Regions from separate parts of the Homo sapiens genome. Here region 1 is linked to region 2. A link is an interaction called in ENCODE POLR2A ChIA-PET data of the cell type or tissue named here. Cell type or tissue: Caco-2. All regions are shown on one strand. Each heading gives the region's core, and the rest is flanking DNA. Links, peaks and the distances in the headings are about the cores only. Region 1 holds the start of LOC105376272 (a long non-coding RNA gene). Region 2 overlaps MAPKAP1 (MAPK associated protein 1).

What was found. Peaks named below come from ENCODE experiments on the same cell type or tissue, not always from the same donor. Only the 100,000 strongest peaks of a DNase experiment are listed, where the experiment ranks them.
Region 1: POLR2A ChIA-PET joins it to region 2 with 10 read pairs; 3 of 35 experiments call an interaction of 5 or more read pairs at or near these places.

What each region holds. Positions count from the first base shown.
Region 1 is chr9:125,563,575-125,566,495 of GRCh38, forward strand. The region is part of intron 5 of MAPKAP1 (MAPK associated protein 1); the gene reads right to left. It overlaps LOC105376272 (a long non-coding RNA gene), which reads left to right and starts at 161. Exons shown (of 4, transcript XR_007061777.1): 1 at 161-2,921. In Caco-2, for the core only: no CTCF peak of the experiment used is centred there; no DNase peak of the experiment used is centred there.
Region 2 is chr9:125,512,471-125,515,391 of GRCh38, forward strand. All of the region lies in intron 7 of MAPKAP1 (MAPK associated protein 1), which reads right to left. It also overlaps the pseudogene RN7SL30P. Among named protein-coding and RNA genes, the nearest start is that of MAPKAP1, 190 kb to the right of the region's middle. In Caco-2, for the core only: no CTCF peak of the experiment used is centred there; a DNase peak (open chromatin) is centred at 1,302.

The DNA of each region.
Region 1 (2,921 bases), core at 283-2,782, 51 kb after region 2:
TTCTATTATCTCTCCATACTTACTAAAGAGTAAAATGACTGGCATTTAGAAGGTACTTAACAAACATTTGTTGAATAAATGAAGATATGAATGTGTAGACTCAATCACTCTATGAAGAAAGCAAAGGGTATTATTATTATTATTATTATTATTATTTTTGAGATGGAGTCTTGCTCTTGTCACCCAGGCTAGAGTGCAATGGCACGATCTCTGCTCACTGAAACCTCTGCCTCCCAGTTTCAAGCGATTCTCCTGCCTCAGCCTCCCAAGTGGGATTATAGGTGCCTGCCACCACACCTGGCTAATTTTTGTATTTTTAGTAGAGACAGGGTTTCGCCATGTTGGCCAGGCTGGTCTCGAACTCCTGACCTCGTGATCCACCCGCCTTGGCCTCCCAAAGTGCTGGGATTATAGGCGTGAGCCACCATGCCCAACCAGCAAAGGGTATTATTAGTGAGGTATGTGTTAATGAGAAGAGGGAAAGTAATAACCTTCTTTTTGTGTTCTTGCTTTTCACAGTGATATCTGTTAACCAAATAGGGCTTTCTAGGCAATGCACATGTGTCAAAGATTGTAATTCAAGACTAGAGGAGAAGGCAGCACAGGCAAAGGTGAGGATGAAAGGGGAATTTTTATAGTCCATCAAGATATGAATACTGGCATCTCACTTTTTATGGAGAAAAAACAGAAATGATGATACTATGTAAAAATTTTCAATTGTCACACATGAAAAGACTAGAAATAAATGTAATGTACCAAATGGGTTAAGTTTACACATACATTTAAGTCACGAGCCCTCTTTTCCTTCTAATTTTATACACTTTCCAAATATCCTGAGTACATATAACTTTTATTTTCCTTTCTTTATAAAAGATTTATTTTTGATGAGGGTAGCACATTTTTATTGTGCACAATTTAGAAATTTGAAGCAGTATGAAGAATGCAGGGAAATCTCTTAGCCCACCACACAGAGAATCACTTGTCCTGGAGACCCTGAGCATTGTCAGCCTCACTCACGTCCCCTTGTTCCTAAGTGGTCATTTTCTCTACCGAGTTCTGGAATTATGAAGGAAGTAACCATATCTACTGCATAAGGGTCTTGTAAGGATTGAATGATTGAATTTATTGCACAGTGCCTGCATGAAGAAAGATTCTCATGTTGCTAAGATTTCTTGCACCGCTCTTAAGCTTCTGATTACGCAGAAGCTGGATTAACTATCTCACAGTAGCAGGGCAGACAGTAGCATGGCAGACAGCATGAAGCAGAGACCTAAAAGTCCTGTTTCTGAGTCACCACCAGAGAAAGACGAATGATCAAAAGAACAATGAACAAGTACAGGATAACTGGATCCACAGGAAGAGACTTAATTTTAGAGTTGGTTTGGCATAAAAAGAGCAGTACCTTTCATGGGACCAGGAAGTCTCCATGAGAATTGGAAGTTTGAACAACGAATGGATGCAAAATAGAGCCTGCTGCCAAAAGAGAGGTGGGTGTGGGGGTGTACAGGGCAGAATATATATGATACATAAATCATATCTCCAAATCTTTAATGAGTACAACTTTCACTTATTCATGTTCCATCAGATAAGATTAAAATTTTCCATTAAAAAATTTATTTCATTGAATTGTTTAACCAATATTCATTTTATGTTCAAAGGCCAGTATAGCTTTCACAAAGCGACAGAAGCCTGTAGCCCATATATAGATAGCATTTAATCCATATGTGAGAATTCAGGAGCATTCCAGGAGGCATCCCAGATTTCTCCCAAATGTGATCTGGCATGTTCAATTTACATACTCATAAAAATTCACTCATCCTCGGAAAATGTAAAACACACTTAAGTATGATGACCAGATAGATGAATGCTTATTGTTTTTTTTTTACATGAAAAATAAAAGAGCACATGATTTTTAAATGTCCAGAACTCTCATTACTTGGGCTTTGGTGTTTATTTTGATGAAAGAATCAATATTAATAGTGTATTGGGCATTAGCAAGGGAAAAAAGGTCATGAGGATTGCAGCTCAGAAGCTGATATCTCTGAAATCAGAGAAAAGGCGTTTAAGGTGATCAAGATTTCCTTTTCTCCAAAACCCCTCAGGAAAGTGAGGTCCAAAAAAACCTCAGGAAGTTAGATAACTTCCTGATCCTCAGTTTCTCTCCTGCAAAAAAAAAAAAAAAAAAAAAAAAAGGTTATTATCTATAACTTACAGAGATGTTGTAAGGAATAAAATAATACACTTGAAGTGCTTAGCATGTGGTGTAACACATAGTAGGCCCTCCAGTGTGTATCTACCAACCCATTAACTAGCAGTGTGGTGACTAGCAATTGGGAAATGTTGATAATGGGTTTTCTTTCTGTCTAGGTCACGGAACAAAATGTATGCAATAATTCCACATCTGTCACTTAAATAAAATACATCAGCAGGTTGAGAAATCTAACTTGGTGATTTTTACTGAATAAAATTCTATATACAGTCAGAAGCTTATTTTAGCACACACCTGAAGAAGGGCCTCCTTGGCATGGCAAGGGTAGAGAATTTCAGTCCAGATCTTTAAATGTTCCTATGTTCTCTCACCCATTCCACAAATTATTCATTGAGTATTTGCTATGTGTTAAGCATTGTGTATGGACTGAGGAATACAAGCCCATAAAACAGACACAGTCCAGACTCAAAACTATCCTACTACAACTTATAAGACTTCTTGCTGGGTGTGGTGACTCACACCTATAATCCTAGCACTTTGGGAGGTCAAGGCAGGCAGACTGCTTGAGCCCAGGAGTTTGAGACTAGCCTGGGCAACATGGTGAAACCCCATCTCTATAAAAAATACAAAAATTAGCTGGGTGTGGTGGCACATGCTTGTAGTCCCAGCTACTTAGGAGGTGAAGTGCGAGGATAGCTTGAGCCTGGGAGGA
Region 2 (2,921 bases), core at 156-2,655:
TGGACATGCATTTCTCTGCCAGCTCCTCCTCCTGGGGACTCGTAAACTTGTCGTTTAATCTTTATGTTTCTTTTCCTCTCACGTAGTTTATTGGTTCGTATGTATACATATTTTTTTTTTGTTTCTTTTGAGATGGAGTCTTGCTCTGTCGCCCAGGTTGGAGTGCAGTGGCGCAATCTCGGCTCACTGCAAGCTCCGCCTCCCGGGTTCACGCTATTCTCCTGCCTCAGCCTCCCAAGTAGCTGGGACTACAGGCGCCCGCCACCATGCCCGGCTAATTTTTTTGTATTTTTTAGTAGAGACGGGGTTTCACCATGTTAGCCAGGATGGTCTCGATCTCCTGACCTTGTGATCCACCTGTCTCGGCCTCCCAAAGTGCTAGGATTACAGGCGTGAGCCACTGTGCCCAGCCTCGTATGTATATTTTTTTAAGAGGTGGGGTCTCGCTATATTGCCCAGGCTGGAGTGCAGTGGCTGTTCACAGGTGCGATCCCATTACCGATCAGCACAGGCGTTTTGACCTGCACGTTTCCAACATGGGCCGGTTTACCCCTCCTTAGGCAACCTGGTGGTTACCCACTCCCGGGAGCTCACCATACTGATGCTGAACTTAGTGTGGACATCTGATCAGCATAGCGCTGATCTAGGCTGTAGCCCAGAAATCCTGGACTCAAGCAACCCTCCCATATCAGCCTCCTGAGGAGCTGGGACCACAGGTACACACCACTGCACTCAGTGGTTTGTGTATTTTAAAATCTATTATAATAATTCCAAATATTTTTGGGATCAAGGTAGGATATAAGTGAATTAACCTATCATCATCATTGCTGACCATAAGAACAAGTTTGAGAATCACCTGTGCAAGGAAAAATGACAGTCAAAAGCTGAACACTTTCATGGTTATGTCTTCATGTCAACTGTTTTCCATTCACCAATTTAAAGAGCTGCTTTAATCTGAAAGAGCTTCTGGTAGCCAGAAAAAAGCTAAGTGTGAGCAGTAAGAGGAAAGGCTAGACTTGAGCAGAACATCCCTGGTGTTTGTGCCATGAGAGGGAGTAACGCTGCCAGCTATGCATCCTTGGGAAGGAATTTAAACTCATCTGTAAAATAGGGATAACAGAGCTTCCCTCAGAAGGTTGCTGTGAGGATTAAATGAGACAATGCAGGACTTCCCTTAGCAAAGTGCTCGGTCAATGAGAGCTGCTATTATTGCAAATACAGACTGAAACAGAAACCACTGCAATAAGGTTTAGGTAGATCCCTAGCCTATGAGTCACAACAGGCTCACAGCCTTACCAGGGAGGGCACACCGGGGCAGGGAATGCTGGCATCAAAGCGAAAGTCTGTGCTCTTTCCCTCGTGTGTCCAAAGTAGGGGTGCAGGGTGCATATCTATTTAAACAAGCTTGCTTTTAAGCTGCAGACGGCATTTAAGATTAGAGACTTGCTCAGCAGCCAGGATTCCTACAGTTCCCTAGTCTCTCAGGTCCTACAAATATAGTCTAAAAATGACGAGTAAATGTCAGAACCCACAGAACAAACCACGGCAGCACAGATATCAAAGGACACGTGACGCTGGGTCTGAGCTCACATGTCCACCCCACACAGCCTTGGCTTCTTCCACAATGACCTTCCATGGTCCACGTGGGTTCCTCAGTGCCTCCTGGCTTCTGCACGTGCCATTCCCTCTTCCCTCTTCTTCACCTAGCTCTGAGTCCTGCTTCAAGACAACCTGGTTCAGATGTTTCCACCTCAGGGAAGGGGAGGGTGGAGCTACCTGTCCCCTTCTCTGTGCTCCCACACAGCGCCTTGTTCCTACCTTGGTAGGAACACTCATTGGGCTCTTCTATAATTTACCAGCTCAAGCTGCCTCGCTGCCTCCCCCAGCCTCGAGGCAGGGATGAGTAATCTCTGTGCTTGGTGCATTGTTGATGCTCAAAAAATATTCATTAGATGGATGTTTGGATGGTAGTGTAGCATCACATGTCCTTTGATATCTGTGCGATCATGGTTTGTTCTGTGGGTTCTGACATTTACTTGTCATTTTTAGTCAATATTTGTAGGACCTGAGAGACTGAGGAACTGTGAATCCTGGCTGCCGAGCAAGTCTCTAATCTTAAATGCTGCCTATAGCTTAAAAGCAAGCTTGTTCAAGGAGGAGCTGAGGCTGAGAAGCTTGGCCCAGATTGTTGGTCAAGATTTGGATTTTCTCTCATATGCAACAGGTGCTAACAGAGCAGGAAAGTGACACAATCAGCTTTATATTTTGGTGAGATTCTTCTGGTGGCACTGCTGACAATGGGCTGGAGACTTATGGCAGGAAGACCCATTCCAGGAGGATCGTGCCAAGCCTTGACTACTCTATGGCAGGGGCTGACTGAATCTGCGTTCCTCACTGAGCCAAAGCCACTACGCTGATGCCGTCCGTATCAGAGCTCGGACCCAACATCAGCTATGCTAAAATGTCTGCATTTAGTGTCAGCTCCATCGCTTATAACTCTTCCTCCAGAGGCAACTATAATCATTTTCTGCTTGATCTTAATATAAGCACTGAACTATATTCAAGTGACAACCGCTGTAGCTTATACCCCCTCTGAGGCTCAGATTGGATAGTTTGGAATTTAAATAATAAAAAAGGAACAAGCTGACATGACAATAAGGTCACACTTTAGCCTCTTCTGAGCCAATACACCATTTGCTCTCTGTGAAACAGCTGAATATAATCAAATTAAATACAATTCCTATTACAAAAGAAGAAAGACCAAGGCTGTTCCAATAAACCAATTCTCCTGCCTAGTTAAACTGCAAAACCTTCAGGAAAGGTTTTGAAAGCATGACCCATCAGTTCTAATTTTTAAAACTTATCCTTTCAGTCAACACTAGAAAAAGGCCCATTCCAACTTTTATCTTTGCTACAAAGTG